2 separate regions of the Homo sapiens genome follow, and region 2 is linked to region 1. A link is a loop called in an ENCODE intact Hi-C map of the cell type or tissue named here. Cell type or tissue: HepG2. All regions are shown on one strand. Each heading gives the region's core, and the rest is flanking DNA. Links, peaks and the distances in the headings are about the cores only.

The links. Hi-C counts contacts between places; a loop is a spot of excess contacts. Peaks named below come from ENCODE experiments on the same cell type or tissue, not always from the same donor. Only the 100,000 strongest peaks of a DNase experiment are listed, where the experiment ranks them.
Region 2: a loop joins it to region 1, with 4 times the contacts of the local background. A loop is called at or near these places in 6 of 110 quality-filtered maps.

The regions. Positions count from the first base shown.
Region 1 is chr5:36,075,193-36,085,242 of GRCh38, reverse strand. No RefSeq gene overlaps it. Among named protein-coding and RNA genes, the nearest start is that of UGT3A2, 13 kb to the right of the region's middle. RefSeq lists an enhancer at 5,779-5,828. In HepG2, for the core only: a CTCF peak has its summit at 5,889 (motif pointing left); a DNase peak (open chromatin) is centred at 5,862.
Region 2 is chr5:36,176,131-36,186,180 of GRCh38, reverse strand. It overlaps SKP2 (S-phase kinase associated protein 2), which reads right to left. Exons shown (of 10, transcript NM_005983.4): 8 at 9,165-9,216; 9 at 8,889-8,996; 10 at 1,862-4,363. The coding sequence ends at 4,150. Among named protein-coding and RNA genes, the nearest start is that of SKP2, 29 kb to the right of the region's middle. In HepG2, for the core only: a CTCF peak has its summit at 8,016 (motif pointing left); DNase peaks (open chromatin) are centred at 5,240, 5,510 and 8,010; H3K4me3 peaks cover 462 bases.

The DNA of each region.
Region 1 (10,050 bases), core at 1,186-9,185:
ATATTTAGTGCTTTTTGCAAGATCTCTTATAAGACTCCCTCAACATTTGCTTATCTGAAAAGGATCTAATTTCTCCTTCGTTTAGGAAGCTTAGTTTGGCTGGATATGAAATTCTTGGTCGAAGATTTTTTTTGTTTAAGAATGTTCACTATAGGCCCCCAATCTCTTCTGGCTTGTAGGTTTCAGCTGAGAGATTTGCTGTTAGCTTGATGGTGTTCCCCTTGTAGGTGACCTGCCCTTTCTCCCTAGCTGCCTTTAACATTCTTTCTTTCATTTTGACCTTGGAAAATCTGACCATTATATGTCTTGGGAATGATCTTCTTGTAGACCCTTTAGGAGTTCTCTGTACTTCCTGAATTTGGCTGTTGGCTTGTCTAGCAAGGGTGGGGAAGTTTTCATGGATGATATCCTGAAATATGTTTTCCAAGTTGTTTGCTTCCTGCCCTCCCTTCCCTGCCCATTCAGGGATGCCAGTGATTCATAGATTTGGCCTCTTTACATAATCCCACACTTTTTGGAGGTTTTGTCCATTCCTTTTTATTCTTTTTTCTTTATTTTTGTCTGGTTTTCTTATTTCAAAGAACCAGTCTTTAAGTTCTGAGATTCTTTCCTCAGCTTGGTTTATTCTGCTAATTCTTGTGATTGCATTGTGAAATTCTTGTATTGTGTTATTCAGCTCTGTCAGATCCATTAAGTTCTTTTTTATACCAGATATTTTGTCCTTCAGCTCCTGTATCACTTTATCTTGATTTTTATTTTTTATTTTTTTGGATTAGGTTTTTCCATCCTCCTGAACCTCAATTATATCTGTTCCTATCCATATTCTGAATTCTATTTCTGTAATTCCAGCCAGTTCATCCTGGTTAAGAACTCTTGTTGGTGAACTGGTGCAGTTGTTTGGAGGACAAGGTTGTCCTCAATCTTGTTTCAATCACAAACAGCATCTAGAATTACTAAACTCATACAACACTTTGGTCATTTGAGTAACTGGAGTTTTTGCGTTGGTTCCTTCTCATCTCTGCATGTGGGTGTTCCTTTAACTGCAGTGTATGTTAAGTACAGCCAATAGACTTCTTTTCTGGATGTTTTCATTGGGCCATGGCTTCATGCAGGGTCTTTATTTGTAGCTGACTTCTTGTCTCTGGTTTCAGGAGGGTATGTTAGTGAGGTATTTTTGGTGTTGAAGCTTTAGGGTGTGATCCAGTAGGTGGAACTTAGGCTTATTGGTTAGTTGGTAAACTCTTACTTGGTTATGTGTCTCCCTTATGTTTCCTCATGGTTACAACTGTGTTCCTTCTTAATGCTCTGAGGGTGTGGGTTTCTCTCCCCATTGAGTGCTGGCTGTAGATCATGGCTTGGCATTCTTGGGCTTTCCACTACAGCTCTGGGGTGATCTCAGTGTTTATGTTCCTTTCCCAACTTGAAAGGAGCAAAAGAAGGGATCTTAGTAGTGGTTGTGGCCAAGGGCATTTTGCTTGTCTTCTAGGGGTTCCACCCCAGAGAGATGCAAGTCAGCAAATGCTGAGTGCAATCAGCTCAGGATGAAGGGTCTGTATTGTGGACCAAGCCAGGGGTTCCCTGTCTTAAGATGAGCAGTGAGGGGTATGTGGGACCCATGGGAGATGGACTGGCCTCCTCTCCTTAGGTCAACTGCAGCTTATTGGAGGTGTGAACAAAGCACTTAGGGTCTTTGCTTGTTTGTTAGTTGAAGGGTAGCAAAGGCAGTTCTACTGCAGAGGCAGTGGCAGAGAGGCTTTCAATTGCCCCTGGAGGCTCTGTCCAGAGAGTTGCCAGATTGCTACTGGCTTGATAGCTCTGGGGTTGGGGGCAGTTGCTGGAGGCCGAGGGCTGGAGGACATGCCTGATGAGGAGATATCGGAAAGGGCACCCATATTACGGTCTGGCCACTTTTCCATAGGGCTGTTGCAGTATGCTGGGGGTGCACTCCAGTCTGCAGTCACCTCAGATTTTCCAGTACCTAGAGGTATCACCATTGAAGGCTGTAAAACAGCAAAGATTGAGCTCTGTCCTAGGGAGGTATGGACCTGTTGCTGGCCCATACACACCTATAGGAGGTGGCTGGAGATCCTGGTTGGGAGGCCCTGTCTGGTGAGGAGGAAAGGATCGGGGACCTGGTTAAAAAAACAGTCTGGCCACATTTTCGTAGAGCAGCTGTGCTGTGCTGGGGGTCCACTTCAGCCCCTGATCGCCTTGGACTCTCCAAAATCTAAAGGCCAGAACAGCTAAGTCACCCAAACAACAAAGATGGCAGCCCCACTGTCCCTCTGGGAGCTCTGTCCTAGGGAGGTTTCAAAACTCTGTTGGCTGGAGAGCACTGGCAGGGGTGGCTGGAGACCCTGGTTGGGAGGTCCTGCCCATTGAGGAGGAATGGGATTAGGGACCCATTTTGAAAAGCAGTCTGTACAGGTTTTCACAGAGCAGCTGTCAAATTCTTTTTTTTCTACTTGCTAGATTTCTATCAAGCTGTTGAGGATTTCTATTGAGTTTTTCAGCCAGATATTGTATAGAATTTCTGTTGGCTTATTTTTATGGTTTCTGTCCCTTTGTTGCACTTTCCATTTTGTTCCTGTAGTGTTTTTCTGATATCACTTAGTTGTCTATCTGTTCTCTTGTAACTCACTAAGCTTCTTTAAAATGATTATTTTTTGTTTTTTTTTTTTTGGTCAGGCCGTATGTAGATTTCTATTTATTTTGGGTCAGCCACCAGAGCTTTATAGTGTTCCTTTTGTAATACCATAATTCATTGATTCTTTGTGTTCTTTGAGGGTTTTCTTTCTTTGTTTGCATTTGCAAAAGTAGTCACCTATGTCAGTCTACTTTCTAGCATTGCGAGAGATAGACCTTCCTCAGTAAGTCCCACTAGAGATTCTGGGGTCTCTCAGACCTTTTCTATGGATGCATCTGCTTCACTCCTCTTGTTCCCTCTAAGGGAGGAAGTCTTATGATTATGTTCTGTCTCTCAGTCCTGTAAAACCAGACCTGGTACTGAGAGTTTATCTGTTTTACCCAACAATGCCCCAAAGTTTTCAAGGTTGTGTGCTTCTTTTCACATTCCAATGGAGTTGAACCTGCTGCTAAAATCTGCATCTGCTATTCAGATCCATGTGCCATTTGCAGGAGTACTTAGGCCTTGTGCACAGAGATGCACAGGGCAACATCCTGGATGGACACACAGTATGTTTAAGGCATGCATTAGTTTGTTAATGGGGGAGTCTGCCAGCAAGTTTTCCTTGTGTGGGGTTTATGGGTGGGCCTTTTGCTAGAATCCTCAAGCCACTTAGCAGAATCCATGTCCAGCTATTGAGAATCACACACCAGTTGCTGTGTACTTCTTCCCCTTCTCAATGCTTCTAGCTGTCCCAGACATTTCAATTTTCCTGATCCCCTTAATGTTCTGGGTGGGCAGTGTACCACAGGCTGAGAAAACTTGTAATTCAGTTTTCATTTTCTCCTTTGGGAGAAACTGTGGGCTAAGAAGGACTCCCTGGGCACTGAGCTGTGCCACCTGCTACTTAATTTCTATTCTTGTGTCTTCTTTGGGTGAATTAGAGGTATACTGTTATTACACCGCTTTATTTCCCCTATTGACTTTTTAGTTTGTATGTGTGTGTGTGTGTGTGTGTGCATGTGTGTGGGTGGGTGTGTATGTTCATGTGTATTTGTATGTGTATGCGTACGTGTATCTAGTGGTTCCCTTAGGGATTATAACATGCATTTTAATTTATTGATCTATATTCAAAAATTGTCTATTTCATAACTAGATATAAAGAAATCTTCCTCATCTAATAAAAAGTATTTACAAATTCTAAACTGACGTAGCATTCAATGGTGAAAAAATAACTCTATTTCTTTTCCCTAAAGTCAGGAACATGACAGGCAGGTCCACTCTCGCCATTTCCTTTCAACATTATATGGAAGTCCATGGAATGCAATTAGGCCAAAAAATAAAATAAAAAAGAAAGAATAAAACTCTTGGCAGATTATGCATTTAGGTACATGGAAAATCCAAGGGAATCACAAATGGTTCAGTAAACTCTCAGTACCAGGTCTGGTTTTACAGCTATTACTAAATGAACCCAACCTTGTCATAGGATAAAAGGTCAGTTTACAAATATCAATTGTATTTCTATATACCAGAAATAAACAATTGAAAATTGACATAAAATGTCATAGTACATTTTATAATAATCATAAAACAAAATCTTTTAAATAAATTAAATGATCTGTACACTGAAAACTATAAAACCTTGGAAAAAATTGAAGAGGATGTAATTAACTGGAGATGGATTGGAAGAATTAACATTGTGAAGAAATCAATTTACCCAAATTGATGTCTAGATTCAATTAAATCTTGAGAAAACTATAAAATTACTATATAATTATACTATAAATGTCTTTGTTAAAATTAACAAGTTGTTTGCAATGTGGAATAGGAGAACTTCAGAAAAATTAGAATTCCAGATTTCAAGATTTACTTTAAAGCTACTGTGATTAAGGCAGTATAATATTAGAATAAGGCTATCAAGGTCGATCAATGAAACAGAATAGTAGTATTCAGAAATAACCCCACAAAAAATGATCTTTTGTTTTATGACCAAAACCCCAATACAATGTGGAAATAAAAGTTAAAAAATTTTTCCCAATAAATGTTGCTGAAGCAATTATATACCCACATGGAAAAAATGCCCAGCACTGTACATAGAAAATTTGAAATGAATCATAGACTGAAGTATAATAGATAAATCAATAAAGATTCTGGAAAAAAACAAGCGATGTATTTTTGAACTCAGAATATGCAAGGTATTTTTTATTGGACAGTATGAAAAGCACTAATCTAAACATAAAAAAATAAATACCTTAGAATTATGAATAGGAAATTCCATTAATCAAAAGATACCGTTAGGCGAATAAAGGACCAGTCATATACTGGGAGAAGACAGCACCCAATGTATATTGAACAAAGGACTCTGATCGAGAATATATATAAATTCCTACAAAAAATAAGACAAAACAAAAAAAATCCCACATAATTTGAAAAATGACAAAATACTTGCTTAGGCATTTCATAAACAAGGCTACCCAAATTGCCAATAATATATTTCAAAAGTATGCAACATCATTGGTAATCAGGAAAATGCAAATTAAAACAAGGAGATATTAATAACTAACACTAAAAAGACTTACTGACAATTCCAGATTTGGGAAGGCTGTGGGGCAAGTTGAACTCTCATACATTGCTGGTGGTAGTGGAAACTGGTACAATCCTTAGAAGAACTCTTTAGTAATATCTAAGAAAGCTTAACCTACCCTACCTTGTGATCAAGGAATTCCACTCCTAGATTCATACCAAGATAAATGAATGCACATTTCCAACAAAAGGCATGCATAAGAATGTTCATTGTAGCTTTATTTATGATGGTAAGAGCTGGTAACAATCAGATTCTCATTAACAATAGAATGGGATGAAGGGTGGGGTCCAACTTCCCCTCCCTATATGGAGCAGCCGTGCCCCGGCAACTGAGGACAGACCATGAAGTTTCCTGCTCTGGACTGGGGGAAGAAATTCTGCCCTGACCCCCATACTAGTGGTATCCCTCAGAGAGGTCAATCTGTGGTGTACAGCTACACTGTGGCCGGGAACCAAAGAACAAAGCCTTTGTAAACAGGTCATGAGCCCTGTGACGGGGCATGATATGGAAGCAGATCGTGTTCCTGCCAGCTCAGGACAAGGAGCTGATGCACTTTCTGCTCCACCTTCCCGTGAGACTTCAGCATACTCCAACAGGATCTCTTTCTGCCATCCTCATCAGGGAGGGCACGTACACTAGGCATCAGCCTACCTGGTAGCTCTTACTTTTTATCGCCATCTACTGGGCTCCATCTGAACTCCACCACTAAACAAAAAATACATAGCTACAGCAAACAGCATCTGAGATAGCTTGTGGATAGGTTCCACCGCCTAGAACCCATCCACAACCAAGGAACCCGTACAGAATACTTGTCTCCTGAAAGCACCTAGAAACTAAGCCAAATGATCATACACAATATGCACCACAGTCATACACCCCCAAGGGAAAAAATTAAAAAATGAAAAAGCCTCACCCAAATGATAGCAAATTCAAAAAAAGAAGTTACAGCATCTTTGGATGAGAAGGAATCAGCACAGGAACTCCAGTAGTACAAAAAGCAACAGTGTTTTACACTTCCAAAGGATCACACCAGCTACCTAGTAATGGATCCTAACTAGACGGAAATGTCTGAAATGAAAGGTAACTCAAAATATGAATTGCAAGGAAACACAATGAGATCCAAGAGCAAGTTGAAATCTAATACAAAGAAACCAGAAAAATGATCCAGGATATGTAAGTTGACATAGTTATATTAAGGAAGAACCAAACAGAATTTCTGGAATAGAAAAATTCACTACAGAGATTTCAAAATACAGCTGGAAGACATAACAATAGAAAAAACTAAGCAGAAGTGATGGCAGCGGCAGCTCCAGATGGCCTGCCGCTGCCATCACGCAGGCTGCAGTAGAGGGGTGTGGACGGGGTTGCACGACCAAGGAGCAGGCAGGAGCCGCAGCCCCACGGAGCAGGCAGGAGTCGCACGCCCCATGGAGCAGGCAGATCTAAGCCTCCCTGTGCTCTTGAGGTCCAGGAGCAGGCAGGAACCCTGCCCTCCTGGGTGCCACTGCAGCTGCCCAAACCACAGCTGCAGATCCAGGCTAAAAGGAGTTCTGAGCATGGAACAATACCTGCTACAACAAAAGCACGTGTAAGTAAAGCCCATAGACTCTACATAAAACAACTACATAATAGAAACTACAAAGCAACTAGCTAACAACTAGCAACTGGCTAATAATACCACAATAGAAACAAAACCTCACATATCAATATTAACCTTGAGTGTAAATGGCCTAAATGCGCTCCTTAAATGACATAGAATGGCAATATGGATAAAAAACAGATTTAACCCTCTGCTGCCTTCATGACATCCATCTCACGTGTTCAAAATAAAAGGATAGAGAAAGATCTATCACTGAAATGGAAAATGAAAAGAAGCAGGGGTAGCAATTCTTGTATCAGATAAAACGGACTTTAAACCAACAATAGTAAAAGAGAACAAAGAAGGGCATTATGTAATGATAAATGGTTCCATTCAACAAGATGATTTAACTATCCTAAATATATAGGCATTCAATATTGGAGCACCCAGATTTATAAGACAATTACTTCCAGAAGTAAGAAAGGAGATAAACAGCCATATAATAACATAATAACAGCATTAGACAGATCACAGAGACAGAAAACTAACAAAGAAATTCTGGACTTAAATTTGATACTTGACCAAACAGAACTAATAGACATCTGGTGAATACTCCAGCTAACAACCACAGAATATATGTTATTCTCATCTGTGCACAGAACTTTCTCAAAGATTAACCACATGCTCAGTCATAAAGCAAATCCTAACCAATTTAAAAAAATGAAATTGCACCAAGCATCATCATGCACCGCAGTGGAATAAAATTAGAAATCAATACCAAGAGGAGCTCTGAAAACCACACAATTACATGGAAACTAAACAACTTGTTCCTGAAAGACTTTAGGGTACATAATAAAATTAAGAGAGAAATAAAAAATTATTTGAAATGAATGAAAATAGAGGTATAATATACCAAAATCTCTGGAATACAGCAAAAGCAGTGGTAAGAGGAAAGTTTATAGTGCTAAATGCCTACATCAAGATAGAAAAATCTCAAATTAACAATTTAATGTTGCACCTGAAAGAACAAGAACAAGAACAAACAAAAGAACAAGAACAAACATACAAGAACTAAACTCAAAGCTAGCAGAAGAAAAGAAATAACTAAAATCAGTGCAGAAACAAATGAAATTGAGACCCCCAAAGCCATAAAAAGGATCAATGAAATAAAAAGTTAGTTGTTTGAAAGGATAAACAAGATTGATAGACCACTAGCTAGATGCAGGGAAAAAAGAGAGAAGATACAAATAACTACAATCAGAAAGGGCAAAGGTGACATTACAACTGATTCCACAGAAATATAAAAGATCCTCAGAGACTGCTATGAACATCTGTATGGGCACAAACTAGAAAATTTAGAGTAAATGCATAAATTCCTGGAAATACCCAGCCTCCCAAAGTTGAACCAGGAAGAAATGGAAACCATGAATAGACCAATAATGAGTTTTGGAGTTGTATAAGTAATAAAAATTAACCCACTATAAAAAATTCGGCCAGGTGCAGTGGCTCATGTCTGTAATCCCAAAACTTTGGGAGGCTGAGATGGGTGGAATGTTTGAACCCTGGAATTTGAGACCAGCCTGGGCACCAATGTGAAATCTCATCTCTACAAAAAATACAAAAATTAGCCATGTATGGTGGTGTGTGCCAGTAGTCCCAGCTACTTGGGAGGCTGAGGTGGGAAGATTTCTTGAGCCCAGGGAGTCAAGGCTGCAAGAAGCTGTGATCACTCCACTTCACTGCACCCTGGGTGACAGAGTGAGACCGTTTTTTTGTTGTTTTTGTTTTCGTTAAAAAACAAAACATCCTGCTCCATCCTGGAGCAGATGGATTTATAGCTGAATTCTAACAGACATACAAAGAAGAGCTGGTGCCAATGTTACTGAAATTATTCCAAAAAGTAGAGGAGGAGGGATTCCTCCATAACTCATTCTAAGAAACCAGTGTCATCCTGATACAACATCTTTCAAGGACACAACAAAAAAAGGAAACTATAGGCCAATATCGCTGGTGAACAAAGATGCAAAAATCCTAAACAAAATACCTGCAAAGCGAATCCAGCAGCACATCAAAAAGATAATTCACCATGATCAAGTGGCGTTTATTCCTGAGAAGCAATGATGCCTCAAGATGTGCAAATCAATAAATGAGATTCACCACATAAACAGAGTTAAAAACAAATACCATTTGGTTATTTCAATATATACAAGAAAGCTTTTGATAAATCCAACAACACTTCATGATAAAAACACTCAACAAACTAGGCATTAAAGAAGCATACATGAGAACCATCTATGATAAACCCACATCCAACATCATACGGAATAAACATAAGTTGGAAGCATTCCCCCTAAGAACCGGAAAAAGGAAAGGATATCCACTCTTACCATTTCTATTCAACATAGCGCTGGAAGTCCCAGCCCGAGCCATCAGGCAAGGGAAAAAAAAATAAAAGACATCCAAATTTAAAAAAAGGAAGTAAAATTATCTCTCTTCAATGACGATATGATTCTATACCTAGAAAACCCTAAAGCTTATTCCAAGAGGCTCCTAGACTAGATAAATGACCAGTAAAGTTTCAGGATAAAAAATCAATGTACAAAAATCATTTACACTTTTACACATCAACAGTGTTCAAGCTGAGAACCAAATCAAAGATGCAATTCTGATTATTATGCATATTATGCATTGCATGCCTGTACCAAAATACCTCATGTATCCCATAAATATATACACCTACTATGTGCCCACAAAAGTTAAAATTTAAAAATAAAAAAATGCAATCCTAGGCCGGGCATGGTGGCTCACGCCTGTAATCCCAGCAATTTGGGAGGCCGAGTGGGGCAGATCACTTGAGGCCAGGAGACCGAGACCAGCCTGGCCAACATGGTGAAACCCTGTCTCTACTAAAATACAAAAATTAGCTGGGCATGGTGGTGGGTGCCTGTAATCCCAGCTACTCAGGAGGCTGACGCAGGAGAATCGCTTGAACCTGGGAGGAGGAGTTTGCAGTGAGCTGAGATCGTGCCACTGCACTCCAGCCTGTGTCTCAAAAAAAAAAAAAAAGGCAATTCTATTCACAATCACCAATAGAACCCCACAAAATACCTAGGCATATATCTAAACAAGGAAATGAAAGATCTCTGCAAGGAGAACTACAAAACACTGCTGAAAAAAAAATTGTAGACAACACAAAACAAATGGAAAAACATTCCATGCTCATGGATTAGAAGAATCAATATTGTTAAAATGTCCATACTT
Region 2 (10,050 bases), core at 945-8,944, 100 kb before region 1:
GTATATTTAGAAAACCCCATCGTCTCAGCCAAAATCTCCTTAAGCTGATAAGCAACTTCAGCAAAGTCTCAGGATAGAAAATCAATGTGCAAAAATCACGAGCATTCTTATACACCAATAACAGATAAACAGAGAGCCAAATCATGAGTGAACTCCCATTCACAATTGCTTCAAAGAGAATAAAATACCTAGGAATCCAACTTACAAGGGATGGGAAGGACCTCTTCAAGGAGAGTTACAAACCACTGCTCAACAAAATAAAAGAGGACACAAACAAATGGGAGAACATTCCATGCTCATGGATAGGAAGAATCAATATCGTGAAAATGGCCATACTGCCTAAGGTAATTTATAGATTTAATGCCATCCCCATCAAGCTACCAATGACTTTTTTCACAGAATTGCAAAAAACTACTTTAAAGTTCATATGGAACCAAAAAAGAGCCCGTATTGCCAAGACAATCCTAAGCAAAAAGAACAAAGCTGGAGGCATCATGCTACCTGACTTCAAACTATCCTACAAGGCTACAGTAACCAAAACAGCATGGTACTGGTACCAAAACAGAGACATAGATCAATGGAACAGAACGGAGCCCTCAGAAATAATACCACACATGTACAACCATCTGATCTTTGACAAACCTGACAAAAATAAGAAATGGGGAAATGATTCCCTATTTAATAAATGGTGCTGGGAAAACTGGCTAGCCATATGTAGAAAGCTGAAACTGGATCCCTTCCTTACACCTTATACAAATATTAATTCAAGATGGATTAAAGACTTAGACCTAAAACCATAAAAACCCTAGAAGAAAACCTAGGCAATACCATTCAGGACATAGGCATGGGCAAGGACTTCATGTCTAAAACACCAAAAGCAATGACAACAAAAGCTAAAATTGACAAATGGGATCTTATTAAACTAAAGAGCTTCTGCACAGCAAAAGAAACTACCATCAGAGTGAACAGGCAACCTACACTATGGGAGAAAATTTTTGCAATCTACTCATCTGACAAACGGCTAATATCCAGAATCTACAAAGAACTCAAACAAATTTACAAGAAAAAAACCACCCCATCAAAAAGTGGGCAAAGGATATGAACAGACACTTCTGAAAAGAAGACATTTATGCAGCCAAGAGACACATGAAAAAATGGTCATCATCACTGGCCATCAGAGAAATGCAAATCAAAACCACAATGAGATACCATCTCACACCAGTTAGAATGGCGATCATTAAAAAGTCAGGAAACAACAGATACTGGAGAGGATGTGGAGATATAGGATCACTTTTATACTGTTGGTGGGACTGTAAACTGGTACAACCATTGTGGAAGACAGTGTGGTGATTCCTCAAGGATCTAGAACTAGAAATACCATTTGACCCAGCCATCCCATTACTGGGTATATACCCAAAGGAGTATAAATCATGTTGCTATAAAGACACATGCAAACGTATGTTTATTGCAACACTATTCACAATAGCAAAGACTTGGAACCAACCCAAATGTCCATCAATGATAGACTGGATCAAGAAAATGTGGCACATATACACCATGGAACACTATGCAGCCATAAAAAATGATGAGTTCATGTCCTTTGTAGGGACATGGATGAAGCTGGAAACCATCATTCTCAGCAAACTACCGTAAGGACAAAAAAACCAAACACCACATGTTCTCACTCATAGGTGGGAATTGAACAACGAGAACACCTGGACACAGGAAGGGGAACATCACACACCAGGACGTGTCATGGGGTGGGGGCAGAGGGGAGGGATAGCATTAGGAGATATACCTAATGTAAATGACAAGTTAATGGGTGCAGCACACCAACATGGCACATGTATACATATGTAACAAACCTGCACGTTGTGCACATGTACCCTAGAACTTAAAGTATAATTTAAAAAAAAAGATAACAAGACTGTATTAGCCCCTTTTATAAAGGCATTATAAACTTTTTTTTTTAATGTGACAAGCATATGAAGTAGATGGGTCAAAAAGGACCATCTCAGGGCTCTGTTTTGAAGAGTCTTATTTAGAGGTATCTAAGCCAAATGGCATACCACACTAAATGCTTTCAAATTTTAACCACAGCACTTAAAAAAAGAGAAAGAAAAAAGGAATACAACTTAGTTTAAGCACTCATTTTTATAAAAATGTGTTTTATTGTTTTAAAACAAGTCTATAAAAGTAGAAATCACATACAAAAATACAGATTACTCTGACATGTTGGCAAAATAGCTTATGGCTGGACTTGAGTTTGGAAGTTCTGTATGTTTGAGGGCATCCGATGTCAGAGTCCAACCGGATCCTAACCCCAGCTCTTGTCACTAATCTGTAAACAATAATTTCAAGTAGTATTTAGCACTTTTTAACTATTAAGAAATTGAAGCATCATCATTTCCTGTGCAACCCAACTTTAAAATCTTCCTTAGGTCTAAGCAGATAAAGGCACTTCATAGTATGTTTCTAACATTAACAATTTTTGATTTAAAAAAAAAAAGTTAATATAAATGACTGGTGTTAGCTTTTTTTGTTGTTACATTTTGAACATACGAACAAGTCATCAATTTAAACTAGTTTTTGTGATTTTTAAGAAGTAGAATTTGGCTGGGCGCAGTTGCTCATGCCTGTAATCCCAGCACTTTGGGAGGCCAAGACGGGCGGATCATGAGGTCAGGAGATTGAGACCATCCTGGCTAACATGGTGAAACCCCGTCTCTACTAAAAATACAAAAAAATTAGCCGGGCGTGGTGGTGGGCGCCTGTAGTCCCAGCTAGTCGGGAGGCTGAGGCAGGAGAATGACGTGAACCTGGGAGGCGGAGCTTGCAGTGAGCCGAGATCGCACCACTGCACTCCGGCCTTGGTGACAGAGCGAGACTCCGTCTCAAAAAAAAAAAAAAAAAATAGAAGTAGAATTTAATCTTTTCACTTCTCTGTACCAGTTTAAAAAAATATATATCACTGATGGTATCAAAAGGTCCCACATCTGGATTTTAACTCTTATGTAGGTATAAGTAGTGCTTACTACTGAAACTGCATGGAAGATATACCTGCTTCTACTGTATATTTCTGATTGAAGAGAACATGCAGTTCCTCTTAGGGAACTGTAGGTCTGATAACCTTATATATGGATAGTTTCAAACAATTATTGCTGAGAGATCATTTAAAAAAAAAATACAATTTAAAATACTTGATTCCAGAGTAATATAAAAGTAACCTTAAGAACCTCAGCGCTAAAGGAAAACAGCAGGCAACTTCAGAATTCTCCCATCCAAATTTTCAAGAATAGAGAGTGGATTAATACCACCTTTCTAAAACAAAGCAAGTCATTTTAAAAGCTAAAGGACCCATGTTAACATAATTTGATTATCAAGTTAGAAAACCACAATTATATTTCTCATCTAATTTAGATTCTGGAAACACAGTAACTTAATGAACATTACAGGATACTTCAGATTAACCTGTCATAGAAAACTGTCTGCTGGGCCTTCAAATCCTATATTGATTCTATATCTCTGGGTTTTGTAATGTTTGGTCTTTTGTTAAGTTTTAAGGTGAATTACATGGGGTTACTTATTTCTATTAACCTAATTTCAAATCTAAAGGCAAAATTCAAATACATTTTTCTCTTTCCTATTCCTAGAAAAGATGGCCTCAGACGCTACTATCCTATGATTCTCTTTTTGTTCAGCTCATAATACAAATAGCTTATTGTTCTTCTAAGCTGTCTTATAAAGCAATACTATAAAATTAAATAGATAAAAGTTATATGGGCTATGAAGATTGTTTGCTGGTGGTAATTTTTAAGCTTGATTCTGAATAGACTTAGTAAGAAGGGCACTTGGAAGAGGTGGCTCAAATTTTGCTCTTTAAGGTATCTTGAAATTATAGGCTCACTCTCCTAAAATTTCAAAAGGCCTACAACTTTGGCTCTTAAGAGCAAAGCAGTGATAGAAGCTTTTAGAATCATTTCAAAAAGCAAGATTTCATAGTTTTCCCTCTCAAATGGCTCCCTAGTATACTTGCAGAATGAAGGCAAAGGGAAAACCAAGAATAAAACTAGCTAAGTACTCCAGCAATTGGGCTTCCTGCCTATTTTCCCTGTTCTAAAGAAGAGACACCATCCTGCAATAAATACTTCATAGACAACTGGGCTTTTGCAGTGTCAGTCGGCATTTGATGCCCCATATCTCCTGGTTCTTTTTGTTGCCAATAGTTGGCCTGGCAATGGTGGTGAAATGGGAGCAATTAATCTGTAGATGAGGAAGGGCTTCCTTTAACAGTTGAAGGGTACCATCTGGCACGATTCCAAAAACTTGTAGTGTTTTTAGTGTGGGAATTTCTCCAAGTTCACTGGAAAGGAAGAAAAAGACTTTCAGAATAGCAGTATCTATGGAAACTGTTTGACTAGAGTTATATGACCCAAATTTTACAATTTGTGTCATCTACAAAATGCAGTCTGAAAGTGTAATTTACAATAAATGATTTGAGAAAATAGCAAATTAAACTGGAAAGCACAGACCATATAGCTTGAGCAACATGTCATTAGGAAACACACTGCTGCATTTTATTGAATGAGGTTCCTAATAACCTTAGAAACTCAGATTTATTTAAGAATCCAACCATATTTGCTTCCTTTCTCCAGTTGTGATTTATACAGTGATCTGAATGGGGTTACTGTGTTATGAGAAGAAACTAGCAAGTGAGTGATGGTAAAAGCAAATGTTTTACTGCGGCACCAGTTGGAACCACCACAGGTTACATGCAAATTAAGGATATGAACTTGACCTTTATTTGAACTAGGCTCATCTCTTAAAGGGAGATGCTGTCAGGACTGATGAACTTCTTAATAATGGTTCATAGTCAACAAGTCCATTATGTGTGATGAAAACTACCACTGACTTCCCTAAGATATTTTAGATAGGGTTATACAGTTGGGTACAGGTAGAGACAATGGGTGAAAAATCACACCCTTTATAGGAGGTAATAGCCATCTTACCTCCCTACGTATTACCATTTTTTTTCTGCATAGATAAGCCAGTCCCTTTAGGTATTTCACATTAGATGAAATTCAACCCTGTTAACAGTGAAATTCTGTTTCACAAATTCTGTTTCTCAAATTCTGTTTCACAAATTCTGTTTTTCCAAAGTAAATACTGTTTGGTGTTGGTAATGATTTTTTCCTTCTTAACTCAGATCTATGTGCCTAGAAATTCATCTCTCTCATCTCTGTTTGCTCAAGGTTGGGACATACAGTACAAAGTCTCAGGAAAGGGAACATTTATTTTGGAATTTCAACAAAATCCTACTACAGATCAATGAGCACATCAATTACCTAAAGTCAGAAACATCCTTTATATTTTCACATTGTCAATAATTATTTTTAAAAAGCCCCAAACTTTCCTTATAACTGTCTTTCTTCCTTCTAGCCTATTCTATATACCAATTTCCAAGGCATCCTCCTAAAGCCTAGCTCATGTTAGTCATTCATCTGCTCCAAAACCTTTGATGCTTCCCTTGTGTTTACAGAACCCAGGCTGTTCAGCTAGTCTGAAGACCTTCCGTGTTTAACCTGCTCTTCCAGTCTTCCCACTACTCCCCTAAATGTATTTATTCTACATTCTACAAGGTGTCTTAAACCCCACAAATGTTTAATATACGTTAGCTGAGTACAAGATGAAGGCTAATTTATAAAATAAAAGCATTATCCAAGGGAAATAAATATGCTTGTTCACAAGGGGACAATAAGATCTAAAGGTATATAACCAAAGAAAATCAGAAAGAACAAATTGCTGTCATTAAGTAAACTGCTTTCTGGAATGTAGAAACACTGTCGAAGTAAGATCACAGTATACACAGATACTTATACTTAATCACTTACGATGACAGCAATCCAGCTCCAACTTTGAATCCCTCATGTGAAACTTGGGAAACGTTGTAATTACTATGAGAATTCTGGTTCTGGTATATCCAAATTAGCCAAATTGTGAGCCATTCTGCACTGGAGAATATTTAAGGGAAGAAACTGTAGGTGGAGTAAGAAAAGGAGGAATGGCAGATGGCAGAGGAGGACATGTTCTTGCAACAGCATTGGGAAAGAGATTTGGTGAGGAAAGAAATTAAGAACAGACTCTCAGAACACACCCGGGTGTTATATATAAGGGGGTTATATAAGATAAGATGATGGATGAAGAACCAGTTCCAAGTCAAAAATCCAGAAAGTCTCTAAAATTTTAAGGAGACAAAAAAAAAAAAATGCCCCCGGTATGTGCATTACCTACAACTCAGAATAAAAAATTTGCAAGCATCTTTTAAAAACTACAATGGAAGAGACTGAAGAGCAAACTAAGGGATAGCAAATAGAAATAAGTAGTTCAAGAGCCATTATTTCTAATGTAAGAAATGTAAAATCACACCAATGTCTTATGTATATTGAATTTTAGAAAATAAAAGATATTTATGAACTCTTTCACAGGATTGCTCCTTACCTTATCTGTACAATAATCCTGTTTTCCTTATAAAATCTTAAATGCCTCAACTACAAATGCTCCTACCACAGAAGTCTTTTAGTCTTATCTTAGATTAGTTTACTACCTCCAGCTTGGGTTTCTTACTTGAATGAGAAATAGGGAAGAATTAGAAGGAAGTTTAGACATAGAGAAGAAGACCAATTAAGAAGTAAGGGAATAAATATAATGGGAATAGGTCCTGGGGAAGAAAACTTTATAGTTTCCCAAGTATTTTAAAATATTACAGAAGAAAGACATTCAAATTGTATTTTCCCACTTCCGAGAAATAAATAGCCTTAAGTTCTTTAGCATAGATGGCTCTCTTGAAATTATTATGGAAACATCCTGGAATTTTTATTATAAACCTCAAATATATCAGCTGCCAAAATGATTGAAATTAGAGTCATTCTAATTCTTATTTTATCTCAAGAAACTTTTAAGCATAAGGTACCAACAAACTCATCCTAAAGGATTCACAATGCAAATCAGTGTACTATTTACACAATACCTAAAGAAATATACTCTTTACCTTAATGTTCAAGGACAGGATCTTTCTTCTTCTCTATTCTAGTGGTCTGACTTGTAACTAAACTCCTAATGCCCCTGTTTGTCTTATTTCATAAGATTTGTACAAATAAGAAATAATAATACAGTGAAGGTTCACAACAGGTCTGTGACTTCAGACCCGTGTTTGTAACTATCAATTCACACTGCCTCCAAGTATTACCATGCCATTATTATGCAGGTATCGCAATTACTATTACTATTATCCCACTGGATAAAAATATTAAAATGAAGAGCTCACAGCCTTCCCCTCGCCTCTGCTTGAGAAAAAGCATTTGGGTCATTACCTGCTTAGCTTCTTTCTTTCTGCAGAGAAGGAACAAAAGCAAGACACATGGATAGATTCTCTTGAGAAAAGCAACCCAAAAAGAATGATCACCACACTCCCCAGGGGGCTGCACAGGCAAAGAAGCAGGAGGCCAGATGGCAAGGACAGGAAAGAATGGATGACAAAGAAGCCTTTTTGGGTAGACGCTAGAAGCTCCTAGGAGTTCTGGATGCTAGAAAATAGAGAGGGCAGGGATTTTAATAAGAGTTTCATGCGCATGAATTTAAACCCCAACATTTGAGAGCTGGGAAAGTAAATCCTGCCATCCTATTTTAGGCAGTCCTTTCCCAAATGAGATACCAGCTCAGACCCTGAACCCCAAGATTAATTTAAAAATGATTAATTAAAATGCGTAGCTGCCAGATTTCCTAACTCTACTAGTTAACTCTGTGTAGCTGAAGTATCTGATTTATTCATTAATACTTGAAACTAACTTAAAAGATTCAAACTATGATTCTGAGGACTAAAGTTCTTTGTTCAAATTCACCACCCTTCCTACCTAGGAGCTGGAAGCTAAATTAACTTTTAGTTCATGAGCTACATAAATGAGTCCAGCAGCCGCATTCAAGACATGTTGGGCACCTGATCAACTCTAAGATACTGACCTCTTGTGGTTTTTAATAAAATTGCTACACATGTACATTTGCCATTAGGGAGACTTTTCCAGCCCTTTGGAATGAAATGCAGAAAACCTTTTCAAACAAGATATGATTCCCAGGATGAGTTGGGTATGGTGTTTCCCAAAGGAAAGATGGACCAGGCTGCTGCTTTCTTGCACTCCCTTGATTCTGTGGAAGTTGCTGAGCAGGTAAAACTAACCCTTGTATAAACTATTAGATTAGATAGTGACTATTTTGCCTCTGTCCAGGAGACCTAGGATTTAGATCCAGGTCAGCCACCAACTCACCATCAGGTTTGAATAAGTCACTTCACTTCACTTTTTAGACCTTAACATGCCCCTGTTCAAAAACAGTATCAGACTTACAATACATACCATCTACAGGCTTATATCTTTCCAATTTCTTCACTATCCAGGACTTACATCACTAGAAGATACAGAACTTTAAGCCCAGATGAAAGTTTTGGAATCAACTGGAGTTAATCCGAAAAATTTGGAAAGAAAAAAAAAAAAAGACACTAACCCACATTGGGTCTGCCTTCCCAATTACACTTCAAGTTTCCTGGAGGAAAAGGTTATCTTCTGCTTCTCTGCTAAGTCTTCTCATAGATACTAAGACAGCAAGCTAGTAATTAAAACTGCTTACAGCTAAACAATAAATGTTTAGTGAACAATCTGGATCAACTCAATTTCACCAGTTTAAGCAATACTCTGCTGGTCTTTCATAGCCAGTCTGTGGTATACTTATTACTAATGTTTCGGTTTCATATGTCTATTAATAAAAATGGATTTTCACACCAAGGGGCATCTCTGTTGTTTCCTGCCTTCTATTAAGCATTAAAAACAAAACATACTTACAGTAAAGTTTCAGGTATTATATCATAGCACCGACTGAGTGATAGGTGTTGGAGGTAGTTGAGCTGGAAAAATTCCTGAAAGCAGTCATTCTTTAGCATGACACTATCACTGTTAAGAAGGCAGAAGAAAAGATATTGAAAATCACACATTGATCCTAGATAAAGAAGACAGAAATAACCTACTGTTTAGTTGCTTCAACATTATGATCCTTTCCCAATTTAATGAGAAATCAAGATTTTTCAACTTTTGATCTAAAATAAACAAATAAAAAAATACCTTAAGTCTAGATGGACAAGATTGGGGCATCTTCTAACTAAAGTAGAGAGATCTAGGAAAAGCAAAAAAACATGATGGTCACTATTAAATGAGGAACAAGACAAGGATATTTGTTATCACTACTATCATTGAACATCATGCTGGAAGTTCAGGGCAATGCAATTAGAACCACACACTATTAGAAAGAAAAAATGATCATCTTGGAACATAAAATTTTCTACCCAAAAAGCCCAAGAGAATCATCCGAAAAAGAAAACTGTGTAAAATGACAATCTTTAGCTTATCTATGTATCAGCAATAGCAGGCTGGAAAAATAATAGGGAAAAAAATCCCATTCACAAAAGCAAAAAGTAAAATTAAACACCAGTATATATAAGCAAACAATATATTACAAAGGTAGCACCTCAGATCAACAAGAGAAATAATGGATCAGTAAAAAGAAATATTGCCACTACAACTGGAAAAAAATATTTCTCCAACTCAAATAACATATTTAAATACATTCCACATAATAAGTTCTAAATACAAAAATAATATTTTTGTATTTAGGGTAATAATATATTAAATATTAAAAATTACTAAATAAATAATTCAGGGTAATTATTTAATTGAATCTTGGTATAAGGTATTTCTAAACATAAAAGAAAACATAGGGAACACATAAATTTACTACATAAAATTTTAAAACTACCATATTAAAACAATTTAAAAAGTATCAGAAAACTGGGAATGTTTTCAACATATATTAAACAGTGAGTTAATCTTATATAAAGAGAAAAAAGATAAATCAAAAATAGGCAATGAACATGAACAAATCTACATTGCAAAATACCAAGATAATAAAAAGGAGCAAGAAATACCAAATAAAATTAGAAATATTTCTTCT